3 separate regions of the Homo sapiens genome follow, and all the other regions are linked to region 3. A link is a loop called in an ENCODE intact Hi-C map of the cell type or tissue named here. Cell type or tissue: gastrocnemius medialis. All regions are shown on one strand. Each heading gives the region's core, and the rest is flanking DNA. Links, peaks and the distances in the headings are about the cores only.

Region 1 (6,480 bases), core at 816-5,815, 130 kb before region 3:
AGGCCACGTGCTGACCAGAAAATGGGGAGGGGTCTGATGGAGGCTGAGGTTCCCACAGTTCTGCAGATGGAGGCTGAGCCCGAGGGAAACCCCTCAGCCCCTATCAGCCCCCAGGTCCTTGAGGCCTGGGAAAACCAGAGGGACAACTGAGATAGATCTGTCTTAGGAGCAGAAGGTTCAGAGGCCCAGACCCTATAAATGTGGGTCATGCCCCAAAGAAGACACTGCAGCTCATGGCCAACTTGATGCATGGGGCCAGATCTTCCCTGGACAGACAAACTGGCCTTTTGTGGCCGAGAGAGCTGTTCCCGGGGATTGCCATCTTGGAAGGCCATTGTGGTCTGCTCAGGAACCCTTGAAATCGAAAGCCCTGCGCTCTCCTTGTCACAGCCGTCGCACATAAATACCACCAGGGGGGATTTCCCATGGAATTTTTTGCAACCACTCAAATGTTTCATTTCCCATTGTTTGCCAGTCCCTCTCAGAGCCTCAACTGTCAAAGCAGCAGCAAACACAGGCTGCTTTTCCCCCAGGATCCCATGGCGCTCGCTCTTGCGTCCCCTCCATGTTGGGAAGCTGGCATTGGCAGGATATCATCAGCTCAGGCCCGGGAATAAGGTCTGTTAGTCAACTAGTGAAGCAAGTCAGCGAAGGGAATACCCGGCCCTGCCCAGCCCATGCTTGCTGGGGAGGCACAGTTCTGTGCAGTCACCCTCGTTATAATTATCATCATGGTGACGAATAATTGCATTTATACAAAGAAATTCCTTCCACACATCTGAAGCACTTGACCAAAAAATACACAATGCAGCATTAATGTTTCACTTTTAGAATATGAACTTGGCCGGGTGCAGTGGCTCACCCGGGTGCAGTGATTAAATGCCTGTAATCCCAGCACTTTGGGAGGCTGAAGTGGGCAGATCACTTGAAGCCAGGAGTTCGAGACCAGTCTGGCCAACATGGCGAAAGCCCGTCCCTACTAAAAATACAAAAATTAGCCCGGGTGTGCTGGCTCTTGCCCAGCTACTTGGGAGGCTGAGGCATGAGTGAGAATCACTTGAACCCCAGAGGCAGAGGTTGCAGTGAGCCAAGATCGTGCCACTGCACTCCAGCCTGGGCGACAGAATGAGACTCTGTCTCAAAAAAAAATAAATAAATAAACTTGAATCACTTTTTTTCTTGACCCCAGGAGCTTTAATGGAATTCCAAGTTGTAGTCCATACATCAGTGCTGAGAAAAGATGATCCATGTCAACTGATTGATTGACGGATTGAAAAGCATTTGTTTTGAGGCAGGCACCGCACTGTGCATTTTGGGGACCCAAATATGAAAAAGACATAGCTGCCTGTGCATAGGAGCCAAATGGTCTAGAGAGAGGCAGAGATCACAAAGCAACATGGGATGCCAGAGTGACTGGGAGTTTATTTGGGGGATATTGATCTGAAGGGTGAATAGGAGTCTCCAGGCAGGCACATGGGTGGCCCATCACCAGTTCACGTGATCTGAGTACATGTAGGATAAATGACCCCAGGCAAGGCTGGGTGGATGTGGCACAGCCTGACCCTGTGGAGATGAGGAATAGTACGATATCCGTTAAATATCCATTCACTAGGGCCCATCCACTGCACCACAGATGTTGCCCTAGAATGGAGTTTAGCCATGTAGTCATTCATTCATTCATCCATTAAAGCCACAGATATTTACCGAGCACTCACGATGTGCCAAGGAAGACTAGGTGCTGGGGAGGCAGAGGTGATCAAGATCAATCTGGTATCTTTCCTTTTGGAGCTTCCATACTGGTGGAGCAGAGGGCCATTAAACAAATACACGTGTCAAATAATAAAGAAATATATAGTACAGGCTGGGCACGGTGGCTCAAGCCTGTAATCCCAGCACTTTGGGAGGCTGAGGTGGGTGGATCAGTTGAGGTCAGGAGTTCGAGACCAGCCTGGCCAACACGGTGAAAACCTGTCTCTACTAAAATTACAAAAATTAGCCAGGCATGGTGGTACGTGCCTGTAATCCCAGCTACTTGAGAGGCTGAGGCAGGAGAATTGCTTGAACCCAGGAGGTGGAGGTTGCAGTGAGCCAAGATCGTGCCACTGTACTCCATCCTGGGCAATAGAGCAAGACTCCATCTCAAAAAAAAAAAAAAAAAAAGGAACTATACAATACAATAAAAGACAACCTAATACACATAAAAGCATCTGCCTGCCCCTCAGTTTCTGAGCTCCCACTTGACACCAAGTGTTGTGGGGGTACAAATTTGGGTCAACATTTTGTGTAGCAGAACTCTGGGGACCAACCAGAACTCCTGAAAACAGGATGCCACTCAGCAGTGACAGCCTCACTTTCCCATTTACTGGGCTTTTTTTTTTTTTTTTTTTTTTTTTTAACATCTCTGGACACCTTGGATCCTGCCAGCAAGCCTCGGGAGGCAGTTTAGGAGTTATTTTCTTTACTTCTCAGGGGAGGAATCCGAGGCTTGGAGAGGAGGAGGGATTGACCGGCCTGGGGTCACACAGCTAGAAAGGCCAAGATTGCTATGCCGTTTTTTTTTTTTTTTTTTTTTTTTTACAAAGAAAGAACAGCGGAGCAAGGTGGCCATTTTATTTTCTCAAAGCCACACTACCTGCTGCTACACAGGACATAAAAGTGCAAAATTCCACCAGGAAGGGAAACAAAACAGTCTTGAGACAGCCATGTCTCAGAGGTGAAGATTGGAGGAGATTTTAATATAGGGTGTGAATTCCAATTCACATCTCTTCCAACGGGACCTCTTTCCGAAGTCCCGGGAACTAACATTCATCAACACCTCTGACATCCCAGAGGATCGCAACATTCCTGCCAAGGGTTATTACTCCCATTTCCCAGATGAAGAGATTGAGTCCCTGCAGCACGCAATTAGACAGTAGCAGAACCAGAATTTGAACTCTGATCCACCCCGATTCTGGGACCTGTGGAGCTCCAGGTACCGAGAGCTGGCTCTCGCCTGGGGCCTTGGAGTCTGGGTAGCTGGATGCTGGGAGAGGCTGCGGAGGTAAGGGCCCAGGGGCTGAGGTTGCAGCGGCTGCCCGGGAATGCGGCCCTTGCACGCCCACTTTTTAACACAGTGCCATCCCTGACAGACACCCTTGTCCTTTTCCTGTGCTGCCCTTCGTAACACCATAAATAAAGCCTTAGAGTAACGTGACCTGAGCCAGGCAGTAAATGATGGCACTGTCAGTTGTACACGACTGTTGAAACAAACACAGACTGTAATCATCGTGCTGTACGGGGAGAAAGACATTTGGCAAATGAGATTCCATTTTCACATTGGTTTGTGCTGAGCATATAAATTTCCTGCGGGCCGGCCAGCATTGGGGATGTGTAATTGATTGCCTGCATTATAATAAACAAGCTGTGACAGGTGATCATTCATCATATTCCGCTGAACGTTCCAGCACACCAGAAAACGGAGGAAGAGAGGGAACGCGCGAGCAAGGGGAGAGGAGAGGAGGAACCTGGGGGAGGGGAGGGGGTCGGAAAGACCGAGTATTCCCGACAGACAGAAAAACCAGGGGAGGGGCGGGGGAGGGAATCCGCTGAGCGGGCGGGGGAAAGTGAAAGCAATTACTATAATTCTTTTGATTATCTAATTTGTTCTTTCTGGCCTTCGTTATATGACCCTCCCCCCCTCCCCCCACTCCAACATAGAAGGTCCCCCACGGGGACTTGGGAAGGCACAGAGAACGCTCCCTCCACGATCGAGGGAAGGAAGGGGGGAGGCAGGTGGGGGAGGGGCCGCGTCTAGTTGTAACCGGAGTAGATACATTCGGGAAAACCTGGGGGGAGAAGGAGGAGGAGGAGGGGAGGAGCGTGTGCAGGACTTAGCTTTGCTCTTGCACTGAGATGCCTCCAGTCGGATGGATAGGAACCAGCCTCTTTAAATACATTTTTTTAAAGGGTGTCTGAAAAACAAGTGAAAAGTTCCTTTTATTGGAGAAAAAGGACAGCATCCAAGTTGGCATCAGATGTGGTTCCACAAGCCTGTCATATGGTGCTCTCATTCCTCCCCCTCGCTCCCTCCGCCCCGCCCCAGCTCCCACCTCCCCACCCCCACTGCAGCCCCAGCCTCTCTGTCTCTCTCTCTGTGCCCTTGGCCCGGGGCTGGGGGTCGAACAGCAACTGCTGGGAAGCACCCTCCTCTCCAGGAGCTCCCACCTAGACAGACAGAAGGCGGAGGTACACTGGCATATGAAGGACAGAAAGACAAATGCAGAGCTCTCGAGCCAGCACACGCATTAAATAAGTACTTACATTATGCAAAAGCCAAGGGCCTCAACAAGGGGGTGAATGAAGAAGGGGGACAAGGAGGGCTGCGTCCCAGACTAGTTTCCCCAGCTCTCACCCTGCCAATTTCCAGCCCCCGCCTCCCTATCCCGCAAGCGTCCTCCCATTCCCTCCCTGGTACCAAGCGCTTAGAGCAGGTGGGAGCCTCGGACCCAGAAGGCTGGGAGCTGAGGAGGCGTGGCTTGCGCTAACATCGGGGGCGGGGCCTGGCTGGGGCTTAGTCGGGGCGGGGCCCACGCCGGAGGGGGCGGGGCGAGCACAGAAGAAAGAGCGTTAGGGGCTCCTTTGCCACTCGTTGCACGCTGCTTCCCAGAGTCTTCTGCTATTTCATCGTAGCCTTAACAACTGGAATCTGTCGCCTTCGAGATGTTCCTAAAGTCACTGCTTTGGGAGAATCTGTTCAAGGGACCTGCTTTCCAAAAGCAATGACATCAGCCCAGCAACGTGATCTGTGTTGTCCTTGAAGGATTAACAACTCATTTGGGTCTCCCAAGAGCCCTAGGAGGTAGCCAGGGCAGGTGCTGTTGTCCCCGTCTCACAACGACCTATGAAGTGCATGTTGGGGCCTTGATTTTACAGGGGAAGGAACACAGGCACAAAGAAACGAAGTTACTCTCTCGGGATCTGGCAATGAAAAAGTCAAAATTTGAAGCCAGGGGTCTTCTGACCTGTTCTTCAGCATCCCTATGAGAACATATACTTTCTCCCTCCAACACTCTCCTCCCATCCATAAGTGCATACAGGTGCTGAATAGGAGGGGCAGAGTTGAGTCTATATTGAATGATTGTGCATCCAGATCCTCACTAAGCCCTCTTGGTTTTGCCTGACACACGTGGCTCACTGTGTGCCCCCTGGTCCAGGCCACCTGCATCTTCCTCCTGGACCACTGTCCCCGCCTCATCACTGGCCTTCCTCTTAATGCTGTTCTCACTCCCATCCACTACCCACCAGCAGCCATGATGATCAATGATGGTCACCATCCATACCCTGTATCAACTGTCTCTCTAGCGCCATCTTTTTTTTTTTTTTTTTTTTTTTTTTAAAGACATGGTCTCCCTCTGTTGCCCAGGCTGGAGTGCAGCAGTGTGATCGTAGCTCACTGCAGCCTTGAATTCCTGGACACAAGCAATCCTCCTGCCTCAGCTTCTTGAGTAGCTGGGACCACAGGTGCTTGCCCCCATGCCCAGCTAATTTTTATTTTTATTTCTGTAGAGATCAAATCTCATCATGTTGCCCAGACTAGTCTTGAACTCCTGGCCTCAAGCTTCCCCAGTTGCTGGGGATTACAGGTGTGAGCTGCCACACCTCTTGCCTTAGCTTCCCCAGTTGCTGGGATTACAGGTGTGAGCTGCCACCATCTTTTTTTTTTTTTTATTTGTTTGTTTTGTTTTGTTTTTTGGAGGCAGAGTCTCATTCTGTCATCCAGGATGGAGTGCAGTGGCATGATCTTGGCTCACTGTAACCTCTGTCTCCCAGGTTCAAGTGATTCTCCTGCCTCAGCCTCCCGAGTAGCTGGGATTACAGGTGCCTGCCACCACGCCTGGCTAATTTTTGTATTTTTAGTAGAGACAGGGTTTCACCATGTTGGCCAAGCTGGTCTTGAACTCCTGACCTCAGGTGATCCACCCACCTTGGCCTCCCAGACTGCTGGGATTACAGGGGTGAGCCACCATGCCTGGCCAGGTCCAGAAGTTTTCCATCACCCCAAACAGAATCTCGGTACCCATTAGCAGTCACTTCCCATTCTTCCCTCCCGTTGGCCCCTGGCAGCTGCCAATCTGCTCTCTGTCTCTATGGATTGCCTGTTCTGGATATTTCATGTAAGTGGAATCCTACGATATATAATCTTTGTGTCTGCTTCTCCCACTCAGCATCATGTGTTCAAGGCTCATCCATGCTGTAGCGCATGCCAGTGCTTCCTTTCTTCTTATGGCTCAGTGCTGTTCCATTGCCTGGATGGACCACATTTTGTTGATCCATTCACTGGCTAGGGGTCATTTGGGTTGTTTCCACCTTTTGGCTATTGTGAATAGTGCTCTATGAACAATTGTGGGTAAGTTTTCATTTGAATATTTGCATTTATTTATTTGTTTATTTATCTATCTATCTATTTATGTTTTGGAGACAGAGTCTCCCTCTGTTCCCCAG
Region 2 (6,480 bases), core at 773-5,772, 86 kb after region 3:
TCTCAAATTTCTGAGCTCAAGTGACTCACCTACCTTGGCCTCCCAAAGTGCTAGAATTACAGGTGTGAGCCACCATGCTTGGTTTAATCGTATTTTTTAATACAGTCTGAATCCATAGTTTTAAGCAAAATGTAGATCTTATTTATATGTAATTTTCCTCTTGAAATCATATAAGATACTCCCCTAAATAAAACAAATCAAAAACCCTGTGACTACTGTTTTTCCTCCTTGAATTTCCAGTGTTATTACTATAGGGATTTTTTTTTTCCAGATAAGTCCCTAGTACCACTTTATCCATGAGGCCTCAGTCTGAGGTGGAGCTTTAAAAACAATCTAGAACTAAAATCAATTTTACCATTTTATAATTTGCTCAGTAAGATGGGGGGGAAAAGTATATGATTTTCAAGTACTTTCTACATTCTTGACTAAAAACGGCAGTTTTTTTTTTTTTTTTCTTTAAGCAAATGCAATTCTCTGGGTACTTACTGTAAGAGGATTTTAGTCATTGGAGACATTTAAAAAAAGATCTCAAGCGAGAATTTTTCTTCACATTTTTTTCAAAGGGATATTTACCCTGGAAAATGCTACATTTAGAAAAATTGTGCCTTAGATGACAACAAGCCCACTGATTTGAGGTTGGGGGGAGGAGAGTGGGGTGGAGGAGGTTGGAGGCTGTGTGAAGAGAGTTCTATTTACCCATGAGCCAAGCATGATTTTGGAGTTCATTTTCATTCATTTATTTTCATTTATTCATTCATTCATTCAATCAATCAACAAACACATATTGAGGGTCTGCCATAGGCAGAGTACTGTGCTAAGCAACAGAATTATAGCCATGAACAAAACACTGTCTTCAACTTCCCAACCCCTCTCAACCTGGTACTGCCAGAGAATGACACCCTAACGTGTAAAGATGGTAGTTCTCAATGGGGGAGACAACACTGCCCGCCAGGGGACTTGGACAATGTCAGGAAACATTTTTTGGTTGTCACAACTTGGGGATGGTGCTGCTGGCATTTAGTTGGTAGAGGCCAGGGGTGCTGCCAAACATCCTACAATGCACAGGACAGCCCCCGCAATAAAGATTTCTCCAGCCCAAAAGTCAGTAGTAAGGACCCTGCCCGGGCCAGGCGCAGAGACTCACACCTGTAATCCCATCACTTTGGGTGGCTGAGGCAGGAGGATCGCTTGAGTCCAGGAGTTCAAGACCAGCCTGGGCAACATAGCAAGACCCCATCTCTACCAAAAATTAAAAAATAAAAAATTAGCCATGCATGGTTAGGTTCACCGGTAGTCCCAGCTACTTGGGAGTTTGAGATGGGAGGATTTCTTGAGCCCAGGAGTTGGAAGTCGTAGGGAGCTATGATCACACCACTGCACTCCAGCTCCAGCCTGGGGGACAGAGTAAGACTTTGTCTCTAAAAGAATAAAAATTAAAACAAACAAACAAAACCACCTACCCTAAGGCATGTAAGATATGTAATGAATTAACTTCTAGCCAATGGCTCTAGTTAGGCACCATCCTTAGGTGAACAGAGAGAGTAGTGGCTCAATTCATTTTCAGTCAGGCTTTATTTTATCATGGAACTCTGATTGAGAAAGGTTGGTACCGTGGCTACTCAGAGCGTGGTCCATGGACCGGCAGCATCAGCATCCCCTGGGAACTTGTTAGAAATGCAGAGTTGGCCAGGCATGGTGGCTCACGCCTATAATCCCAGCACTTTGGGAGGTCGAGGCGGGTGGATCATTTGAGGTCAGGAGTTCGAGACCAGCCTGGCCAACATGATGAAACCCCATCTCTACTAAAAATACAAAAATTAGCCGGGTGTGGTGGTGGGCACCTATAGTCCCAGCTACTGGGGAGGCTGAGGCAAGAGAATCACTTGAGCATGGGAGGCAGAGGTTGCTGAGCCAAGATTGCACCACTGCACTCCAGCCTGGGCAACTGATCGAGACTCTGTCTAAAAAAAAAAGAAGATGCTTTGTGTCTGGAGTTCAGCGAGCGAAGAGTGATCAGAACTGAGAATGGTGAGGCCAGCAGGACATGAGGGACTTTATTCTAGGAACAAGTGGGAACGGTTCTGCTGGGCTTGATCCCCAGCCCCTTATCTGGTGTGGCACAGGCAGGGATGCTATTTGTGACCATGGGACAGGGTGAGGCTGTTCTAAGCAGCTGAGAGAACTGGTCAGACCAGGGTCGGAATCCCATGAATGGTAATTGTCCCAGGTGACCCAAGTCTGCTGTGAGACAGAGCAAGAACAATGCTGATGGGGCCACATGGCTCCCCCACCCCTCTGACTTAAGGCTACAGAGTCATTATGTCAATATATTTTTGTACAGATTTTGTAGTTTATGACACATTCTGGCAACGTTTAGATGCAATTTCAATGAGCCAGAATGTAGTACTGTAAACCCAAAACTGGATATCCCTTAAAGCTGTTAGAATCTGGCAGGAGACCTGCTCCCAATTACAAGCACAGTTTCCAACTTCACTATTCCCATCCTCAAAGCACTGAAAACAAAATCCATTTTTAATGAGGGACTACCAAACACTTTGCATTCTATTAATGTCCCCTTTGGGCTTCCAAGCACCAGCATACCTTACACACAAGGACTGACCCCTCCTAACTGATTATCAGGGCAAGGGAGCTTCTGCAGGTTTCCCTCGCCAGCACAAATATGACGACTGAATGAATGGGCATTAAGTCATTCTGTTGTCATCTTCTTCAATGTCTATCAGCACATGGATGGCCTATGGGGCCGGGTGGGGATTCAGGTTCAAAAGAAGTCATTTGCTCACACAGACAGTATACATTCAGCTGCCTGTCTCCCTAGCATACGACTCATCTTACAAACCATCCATTATCCACTCGGCAACTGGCAAATGTGAACTTGGCCAATGTCGAAGCAGAACGATGAGATTCAAGTTAGAAGAAGTGGGAGAAAGTGGGAAAGTACAAAGAGGAACCAGACGGTTTTCCAACCTGTAAGAACATGTTGTATTTACCAGGCCCAGTACAAAAGCCAAACTCTGTTCCTGTTGTTTGTCTTCTGCTCGGGGGCCTGGGTTATGTTTGGTGCAAATAGGACAGTGCACCCCCTCACTTCCATCTGATGATTGGCGTATTGTTTAGAGACGATGAGGGGTAATCTTGTGCTCTGGAGGAAGTTGGCAAGAAAGTTTAATTCTATAAAAAGAAACGCGCGGTCAGGATTCGGTTTCCTATTCTGAGTCAAGGCAGAGAAGAGAGTCAGAAATTCCAACCCAGAGGGTCAGGACGGGCTCCAGGACCTCTTGAATCACATCTGAAACATGTTCCCCCTGCTCCTTTCTCCTCCCTGTTCTTACAACTGGCCAACTGGGATTATACAACTTGCACTAATTTTATCCCACATGCGGCTGTTTCTTATTAGGAGCCTGTACCTTTTTTTTTTTTTTCCCCTGTGCCGTGTCATCTCTCTTCAATCAGGTGAGTAACTCCACTTCTTAACAGGGAGATTCTGTTCATTTTCTTGGCTGGACTCAAGAAATGTGCACTTAACTTTTTCTTAAAGTGTGAACGTTCATGTTTTTAACCCCGTCATCTGCCTTTCTCTCGCCTAAGTCTTGCTTTCCCCATTCTGAAAAGCTCTACTCAACCAGCAACCAACGGAAAAGTGAACATTGGGTGTCAATCAACAGAATGATTTTGGTCGCCCAATACCCAACAACTGTTTCTAGAGGGTTTTGTTTTCTCCCCCACCAAACTGGTGCTTTTTTTTTTTTTTAACTGAATTCACCAGATGTTTTGGCAGTGGATAAAACCTGGCTTTCCTGTCTTCCAAGTGGATGAAATTGGATCCAAATCACAGCACGTTGCCTCCGCTTCACCAACCAAGTACTTAATGGTTGTTGAGAATAATGCAAAGATTGAGATCAATTTTTCTTTAGGCGTCGGGACTATCGGATCCAGGTGTTAGCATTTTCTGGCCTTCCGGGCCTTGCAGTGTTTCTAGGGAAACCCCAGATCCATGAGTACGAGTGGGTTTCCCTACTGTTACCTTTCTTCATCATTTCGATTTTTCTGGCTGTGTTTCAGAAACTGCAAAACCGCACCCCGAAACCCCTCTGTGGAGGGTGAAATGCAACAGTGGCACACGCACGATTCAATCACGTCTGGAGGAAAACTGCTATGCAATTCCTATTCCGTCTTTGCAACTCCAGGCCTCCCCGAGCCAGAGGGAGAAGCGGGACTCCTTCGTCGGCCTCCAGTCCCTCTCTCCCCCATGCCCTGTTTGGCTTAGCACAAGCCTGAGCGTGCCATGCCACCTCGCCAGACCTTGCCAAAATCCGTGAATGGCACAGAACGCACATTAAACAGATGGAATGCAACATACATGTAAAGAAATAAGAGCTTTGCCAGGAAAGTTGGCAGCGGCTCCAGAATGCTTTAAACAGTGTGGGGAGGGGGGGTAGGGAGAGGGAGCCCAGAGTCGGCGAGGCTGCCTCCTTCTCCAGAGCTGTTTCTTTTACAGCCATGACCTGTTTTGCCAGTCAAGATAAATACCGTTTTAAATGCCCCCTTTTACTGGCTCCTGGTACCTTGGCAATGCAGTCTGAAATATGACCTGCTCTCATTGGAAAAATGTCCTTTTAAGTGAGTGGAAAGGAGGTACTCCTTCTAACCAGTCAGTAGGAAGGTTGTGGATGGCGGAGCGCTCTGAACACAGACACACTCGGGAAGTAGATGGAACCGCCATGGAGTCAGTACTGCTCGTTTATAAGCCACTGCCTTTAGAAAGTTCGTCGTAGACACAGAGTCACGACTGGGGAGCGCGGAGCTCAATGTCTAGGCTTTTCTGGCACCTTTGGCTTCAGCAGGAACAGTGAAAGGGCAGCCCAGGACGGCTGGCTATTTCACAAGGCACCTCGGAACAGCCACGCCTTTCCTTCAGAAGAAGAAAAAGAACGGTGCTAACCAGGTGCGGCCACAGTTCAACCCACTCAGGCCATTTAGCTTTGCCAGTCCCCACAGTCACAGGACGGTCGGTAAACACGGCAGCCGCTTGCCGCACGCGTGAGAAACTAGATGGATCTACCCGAAAGGTTTGCCATCACAGCAGACGTTCATGAAACAATTTCTGCATGCCAGGTACATACCAGGCATAGCTAATGAATCATCCCCCTATCTCCCGAGGTAGGCAAAGCACTACCCCTGTTTCCCATACGAAGAACCTGAGGCTCAGAGAGGTTGAGTAACTTGTCCAAGATTTCACAGCTATTCAAGGGGAAGCTGGAATTTGAACACAAGTCTGTCTAGTTGGCTGGGTGCAGTGGCTCACGCCTATAATCCCAGCACTTTGGGAGGCCAAGGCAGGCGGATCACTTGAGGTCAGGAGTTCGAGACCAGCCTGGCCAACATGGTAAAACCTCATCTCTACTAAAAATACAAAAACCAGCTGGGTGTGGTGGAGTGCGTCTGTAATCCCAGCTACTTGGGAGGCTGAGAAGGAGAATCGCTTGAATCTGGGAGGCAGGGGTTGCAGTGAGCCAAGGTCGAGCCACTGCACTTCAGCCTGAGCAAGAGAGTGAGATTGTGTCCAGAAAAAAAAAAAAAAAAAAGTCTGTCTACTCTAAATGATTAGATTGTCAGGGCCCCATGCTGGCTTCTACCAAAATGCTCAAGGCACACATGTTACAGAATCATCTTCTTCATCCTTAGAACTGCCCAGTATAATCAAGTGGTTGCATTCTCCATTAAAGATGCTATAGGATGTATCAGTTTCCTGGGGCTTCTGTCACAAATTATCACAAACTAGGTGACTTAAAACAACAGACATTTATTCTCTCACAGCTCTGGAGTCCAGAAGTCTAAAATCAAGGCATCAGCATGGCCGTTCTCCCTCCAAAGGGTCTAGAAGAAGCCTTCCTTGCCTCTTCCAGCTTTGGTGGTTGCTGGCTTCTTTGATTTGTGGCTGCATGTCTCTCAACTTTGCCTCCATGGCCTTCGCCTTTGTGCGTGTCTTCCCCCCTTATAGTCTCTTATAAAGGCATCTCTATTGGATTTAAGGCTGATCTTAATCCAAGATGGTCTCATCTCAAGCTCCTTAATTAATCATACCTGTAAATATCGTTTTCCTTTCCTTTCCTTTTGTTTTAGAGATGGGGTCTTACTCTGTCACCGGGGCTGGAGTGCAGTGGTGCCATCAAGGCTCACTGCAGCCTAAACCTCCCAGGATCAAGCTATCCTCCTGCTTCAGCCTCCTGAGTAGCCAGGACCACAGGCATGCACCACCATGCCCAGCTAACCTTTTTATTTTTTGTAGGGATGGGTTCTTCTTATGTTCCCCAGGCTGGTCTCAAACTCCTGGCCTCAAGCAGTCCTCCTGCCTCAGTCTCCCAAAGTGCTGAGATTACAGGTGTGAGCCACCAGGCTTGGCCTCTTTTTTCTGAATAAAGTCACATCCCCAGGTTCTAGGAATTTGAACCTGAATCTTTT
Region 3 (6,480 bases), core at 836-5,835:
CTTAGCCACTGCGCAGGACACATGATGTGATCGTGCTTCCTTTTGTGGTTTCCTACAAAATTGTGCTTTTCTTAAGGACAAAAATTGTGCCTCATTCATGTCTGTATCCCTAGCACCTAGCACAGTGCTTGTCTTCTCTTAAACAGCAGAAAGTGGCTGGTTGCATTGAGCTGAATGAACGTGTGTGTGTGTATGTGTGCACACACATGCGTGTGTACACACAGAAAGCCTCCTGGAGACCGGGTGCGGTGGCTCACACCTGTAATCCCAGCACTTTGGGAGGCCGAGGCAGATCACCTGAGGTCAGGAGTTCAAGACCAGCCTGGCCAATATGGCAAAACCCTGTCTCTACTAAAAATACAAAAATTAGCTGGGCGTAGTGGCACACGCCTGTAACCCCAGCTACTCAGGAGGTTGAGGCAGGAGAATTGCTTGAACACTAGAGGCAGAGGTTGCGGTGAGCCGAGATTGCACCACTTCACTCCAGCCTCAGTGACAGAGGGAGACTCTGTCTCAAAAACAAAAGGAAGCCTCTTGGAGCATATGAATTCTGGGCATCTGAGGCCTCAGTGTTTGTCCAGCTCCAACAGGACTACAGAAAGCCCTCGTTGCTGTAACAAAGTACCATAGACTGGGTGGCTTAGCAACAACAGAAATTTATTGCTCACAGTTCTGGAGGCTGGAATTTCGAGATCAGAGTGTCAGTATGGCCAGGTTCTGGTTGGGGCCCTCCTCCAGGATGCAGACGGCCAACTTCTCATTGTATCCTCGCGTGGTGGAGAGAGGGTGAGAGAACTCTCTGGGGTCCCTTTTATAAGGGCACTAACCCCATTCATGAATGACCTGATTACATCCCAAAGGCCTGCTCCTCACACCATCATATTCAGGGTTAAGATTTCAACATAAGGATTTGGGGGTGACATGAACATTCAGTCCAGCAGCCTCCACCCCACTGGCAGAGGTCTTCTCTCTTCTCTCTGTAACATTCCTGCAGAATGCCCTTGTGACCACAGCTTGCTCCCGCTGCCTCTTTCTGTTACGCATGTGAAAATCCATCTCCCTCTGGGCTAGTATAAATAATAATGGCTACTACTACTACGATCTTTACGATGAGCACCAGATTACGTGCTCTGTCCTGTTCACCCATTATTTCTAACCCGATGACAACCTTCCCTAAGAGATGGCTTCATATTAGCCCAGAACACTGGGGCCCAGCAATGGGAAGCCACTTGCTCAAGGTCACACAGCCAGTGGGATGGCAAGCCAGGATTCCAAGCCAGATCCTTCTCTTATTTATTTATTTTTTTCTCAATCGCCCAGGCTGGAGTGCAGTGGTGTGATCTTGGCTCACTGCAACCTCTACCTCCCAGGTTCAAGTGATTCTCCTGCCTCAGCCTCCTGAGTAGCTGGGATTACAGTTGCCTACCACCATGCCCGGCTAATTTTTGTATTTTTAGTGGAGATGGGGTTTCACCATGTTGGCCAGGCTGGTCTCAAACTCCTGACCTCAAGTGATGCGCTGGCCTCAGCCTCCCAAAGTGCTGGGGTTACAGGCATGGGCCACAGCATAGCTCATTTAATTTACCAGTCACCAAGTAGCTCATTTTAATCAGTTTCCTGATTTGGCAGGAGATGAAACAAAATGGGTACTCTCTTAGACACTGTAGTTGCCCTCCCAATAATTTATCCTAAGATATCATTCCAAATGTACACAGGCGAGGTGCAGTGGCTCACACCTGTAACCCCAACACTTTGGAAGGCCAAGGCAGAAGGATCACTTGAGGCCAGAAGTTCAAGACCAGCCTAGGTAAACTTGTGAGACCCCATCTCTACAAAAATTTTAAAAATTAGCCAAGTGTGAGACTACATACCTGTAGTCTCAGCTACATGAGAGGCTGAGGTAGGGAGACTGCTTGAGCCCAGGAGCTTGAGGCTGCAGTGAGCCATGATGGCGCCATTGCATGTCAGCCTGGGCGACAGAGTGAGACACCATTTCAAAAAAAAAGAAGAAAGAAAGAAAAAGAAAAGAATGTACACAAAGACTTAACCACAAGGCTCTTCCTCTTGACCTCTTTCACAGTAAAAAACAGAAAATCCCTAACCATACAACAAAGTAATAAAGGCTGTGATTGATATTCCCATTTCACTGATGGGAAGATGGTGCAAGAGATGTTAAGCAGCCTAGGAGTGGAACTCAGGTGGTCTGGCATCAGAGTCTGAAGCTCGGCACTATATGCTTTTGGCTTCTAGAAAAGCCTGAAAGGCTGAAAGTAACAGTGGTGCTCTCTCGGTAGTTGGACTATGGGTAGTTTGTATTTTATTGTGTTTAGAGACAGGGTCTTGCTCTATTGCCCAGGCTGGAGTGTGGTGGCATAATCATAGCTCACTGCAGCCTTGACCTACCAGGTTCAAGTGATCCTCCAGGCTCAGCCTCTCAAGTAGCTAGGACCATAGGTGTGCACCACCATGCCCAGCTAATTTTTTTGTGTTTTGTAGAGCTGAGGTCTCCCTATATTGCCCAATCTGGTCTCAAACATCTGGGCTCAAGCAATCCTCCCGCTTCGGCCTCCCAAAATCCTGGGATCACAGGTGTGAACCATCACGCCCAGCTGGTAGTTTTTATTTGTTTCCTTTTGGCCTATGCATACTCTGAATTTTCTACTGAGATCATCCATTGTTAGTATACTTTGCCTAAAAAGAAAAAGAAATACTATGTATTTAAATCAGTCAGTCAACCAACAACCAACCAATCCATCAGCTGCGCTATTTTTGCATGTCTTCTGTTGTAAATGAGCCACCTCCAGTCACAGCCAAAGTCACTGTTCCCAGTCATTGCAGCCAGAGGGGCCTTGCCCTGTGGTGTCAGCCAGGGCGTGCATCTCAGTCTGCCTCTGCTGACAGCTCCATGTAGGGCTTGTGAAATCAAGGCAGATTGCATAAGAGCGTCCCCTGGGGCCCTGGAGCTGTTTGTCACCCCTGAGTTATTTTTATTGGTTGTAAACTGAGCTCTCCTTTTTGGAAGCTTCCTGGGACTGTAGAGTATCCCAGCCTCTGCAGAGAGAGGACAATGTTGGCCAGGGCTGAGAGGGCCTTGGCCTGGAACTTTGCAGGGGCCTTTTTGCCCAGGGTCAGAAAAGGAGGGCCTGTCGCAGTGCCTCACGCCTGTAAACCCAACACTCTGGGAGGCTGAGTGGATCACCTGAGGTCGGGAGTTCAAGACCAACCTGGCCAACATGGTGAAACCTTGTCTCTACTGAAAATACAAAAATTAGCTAGGGGTGGTGGCGGGCACCTGTAATCCCAGCTACTCAGGAGGTTGAGGCAGGAGAAACGCTTGAACCTGGAAGGCAGAGGTTGCAGTGAGCTGAGATCGCACCACTGCACTCCAGCCTGGGCGACAGAGCAAGACCCTGTCTCAAAATACAAAAATAAAAATTAAAAAAAAAAAAGAAAGAAAAAAGAAAAGGGAGTCAAAAAGAGTTCAACCCCTGGCCTTGCATCCTGGGTGTTTACCCCACTTGCCTGGTGGAGAACATGATGATGCTGATGATGATGATACAAATAACACAGCCAATCTCACTTTGCACATTCATGTGGACTGTAAGAATGACCGTGCAAACTGAAAGTGTACAAAAAGATCTCAATCACCAACAGGATAAAATAAGATTATTCTGTGACCTTTAACAATCTTCTGTCAAAACACTAAAACTCTCTTACTGTTGGCTATAAATGTTTAAGGAAATGAAAAACTAGGTAAAACTAACATCTCTTTCTTATACTTCAATTTAGAACATTAGAAACATTGAAAATATAACTGTAGGCTGGGAGCAGTGGCTCACGCCTGTAATCCCAACACTTTGGGAGGCCAAGGAGGGAGGATCACTTGAGCTCAGGAGTTTGAGACCAGCCTGGGCAGCATAGTGAAACCCTGTCTCTATAAAAACTAGCCAGGCATGGTGGTGCATGCCTGTAGTCCCAGCTACCAAGGAGGCTGAAGTGGGAGGACCACTTGAGCCCAGGAGGTTGAGGCTGCAGTCAGCTGTGATTGTGCCACTATACTCCAGCATAGGCGACAGGAGTGAGACCCTAAGAAAAAATATGTGTGTGTGTGTGTGTTGTATTTCTTTGTGTAAAAACTATCAAGAATAGCCTGAACCATGCTTGCCAGCTTCTTGTTTAACTAATGATACAGAGGGAGCATCTTGTTCTATGCCTTGGCGAATTGTCATATTTCTTTCTAAGATTGGATCAGTTTCCAAAATTGTATCCTTTGAACTTTCAGTGTTGTGAAATGTCCGCAGGAGTTCCTGCCAGCCTCACTTCCTCTGGATGGACTTCGTCCTTTTCCTCACAGTGACTTCCCTCATCTATTTCTTCTATAACCCTGGGATGGTGAATTTTATGTGTGAACTTGGGCAGGGCCATGGTATGCAGATCATTGGTGAAACATTATTCCAGATGTTTCCTGTGAAAGTATTTTTTAGATAAGATGAACACTTAAATCAGTAGAGTTTGAGTAAAGCAGATGGTCCTCTATAATGTGGTGGGTCTTATCCAATCAGTTGAAGGTCTTAATAGAAAAAGACTGACCTGCCCCGAAGAAGAAGGAATTCTGCCTCCAGATAACCACAATAGCAATTCTTCCTTGGCCCGGGTCCCCAATCTGCCAGCCTACCTTGCAGATTTTGGGCTTGCCAACCTCTGCAATGTGTGAGCCAATCAGTATATCTATCTATGGGTTTTATTTTGTTTTGTTTTGTTTTGGTTTGGTTTGGTTTTGAAATGGAGTCTCACTCTATCATCCAAGCTGGAGTGCAGTGGCATGATCTCAGTTCACTGCAACCTCTGCCTCCCGGGTTCACACAATTCTCCTGCCTGAGGTTCCCAACTAGCTAGGATTACAGGTGCCCGCTACCACGCCCAGCTAATTTTTGTATTTTTAGTAGAGACGAGGTTTCACCATGTTGGCCAGGCTGGTCTGGAACTCCTGACCTCAAGTGATCTGCCCACCTCGGCCTCCCAAAGTGCTGGGATTATAGGCGTGAGCCACCGCGCCCAGCCCGCACTTTCATCTTTGTTGGCTAATTCCTTCTTTTTACTATCCATTTATGTAAAATGTCAAGTGAGTTATCACCCAGAGAGAAGGAGGCAACACAGCTGCACGCTTAGCTGTGTGTGAACTGAATAACGACGTGCGGTGACCAGACACCAACAGGCTTTGAAAGAAGTGACGTGATTTTTGCTGATCATGATACGTGTCTATGCGTCTGTTATTTACATAGTGATTTGTGGACTGACCAGCTAACAGCAAAGTTTGCACTTGATGCAATTATTCACACTCGATATACTGTGGAAAATGAAATCTGAACCACGTTTTGGGGGACTCCTGTTATTTCTTAAACATCGTAACTGAAATTCATGCATATCCATACCAGGCAAAACCAAGGAATGCTGTAACTGTAAGTAATACCTAACATCTCAGGCCCCTGACTTTGTGCCAAGCATAAACCCAGATCCAAATCAAATCCTAATCCTAAACCTAACTTTAGGATCCACAGTTGTTGTTGTTGTTGTTGTTTTGTTGGAGTGCAGTGGCATGATCTTGGCTCACTGCAACCTCCGCCTCCCAAGTTCAAGTGAGTCTCCTGCCTCAGCCTCTCAAATAGCTGGGATCACAGGCGTGTGCCAACATGCCCAGTTAATTTTTATATTTTTAGTAGAGACAGTGTTTTGCCATGTTGGCCAGGCTGGTTCAAACTCCTGGACTCAAGTGATCCACCCACCTTGGCTTCCCAAAGTGCTGGGATTACAGGCGTGAGCCACTGCGTGCAGTAGGGATCGACCAATATTAAGTCATCTATAAATGTCACATGCTTAAAGCTGATCAGATGTGAGGCTAGAACTTCTGAATCAGCTCCTTGCTCACTCCTGGTGACTTTGCTTTCTGGCATGGGTTACCTGCCAGGGATTCATAGTTCAAGGATTTTATGTTTCATCCATTCTGACTTCTATATGATCTCTCAAACCCTCAAGGCTTGGAGTTTGCAGTACCTCTGCCTCCTGGTGAACTCTCCTCCATCCTTGATTGGAAACCCAGACATGACCATTCAGAGCCTTTCAGAGCCTCAGTTTCCCCTCTGTAAAATGGAGGATCAAGTCTTACCTCGTAAGGATCAAATGAGATAATAATACCTATAAAGTTCTTCATAACTGGCACATGGCAAGTACCCAACACATGTTAACTATAATCATTACTACCAAGCAGACGTTTCAATAATCACACAGAATAAGAATGGTTCACACTTCTGCTTTCCCAATAGACTGGGAGCTACTTAAAGAAAATGAACTTTTCAGTCTCTGGCCTCAGCTCCCAGTGCAGTGCCTGGCACAGAGTAGGTGCTCATTAAATGCTTATTAAATGAGTGAATTAAAGCCAAGAAGAGCTTTGCTCCCAGCCTGCCCATGTTGAATGTAGCTGCA

Evidence for each region. A loop is a pair of places that touch in the nucleus more often than their neighbours do. Peaks named below come from ENCODE experiments on the same cell type or tissue, not always from the same donor. Only the 100,000 strongest peaks of a DNase experiment are listed, where the experiment ranks them.
Region 1: a loop joins it to region 3, with 2.9 times the contacts of the local background. A loop is called at or near these places in 2 of 110 quality-filtered maps.
Region 2: a loop joins it to region 3, with 10 times the contacts of the local background. A loop is called at or near these places in 3 of 110 quality-filtered maps.

The regions. Positions count from the first base shown.
Region 1 is chr12:116,531,436-116,537,915 of GRCh38, reverse strand. It overlaps LINC00173 (long intergenic non-protein coding RNA 173), which reads right to left and starts at 4,481. Exons shown (of 3, transcript NR_027346.1): 1 at 4,300-4,481; 2 at 1,705-1,796; 3 at 1,403-1,563. RefSeq lists enhancers at 302-531, 2,572-3,106 and silencers at 4,515-4,564, 4,469-4,670. In gastrocnemius medialis, for the core only: no CTCF peak of the experiment used is centred there; DNase peaks (open chromatin) are centred at 3,238, 3,815 and 4,505; H3K4me3 peaks cover 1,985 bases; H3K27ac peaks cover 1,746 bases.
Region 2 is chr12:116,316,819-116,323,298 of GRCh38, reverse strand. No RefSeq gene overlaps it. Among named protein-coding and RNA genes, the nearest start is that of MED13L, 42 kb to the right of the region's middle. In gastrocnemius medialis, for the core only: no CTCF peak of the experiment used is centred there; DNase peaks (open chromatin) are centred at 2,787, 3,278, 4,414 and 4,908; H3K4me3 peaks cover 2,296 bases; H3K27ac peaks cover 3,292 bases.
Region 3 is chr12:116,403,190-116,409,669 of GRCh38, reverse strand. No RefSeq gene overlaps it. Among named protein-coding and RNA genes, the nearest start is that of MIR4472-2, 22 kb to the left of the region's middle. In gastrocnemius medialis, for the core only: a CTCF peak has its summit at 2,898; DNase peaks (open chromatin) are centred at 2,889 and 4,320; H3K27ac peaks cover 1,860 bases.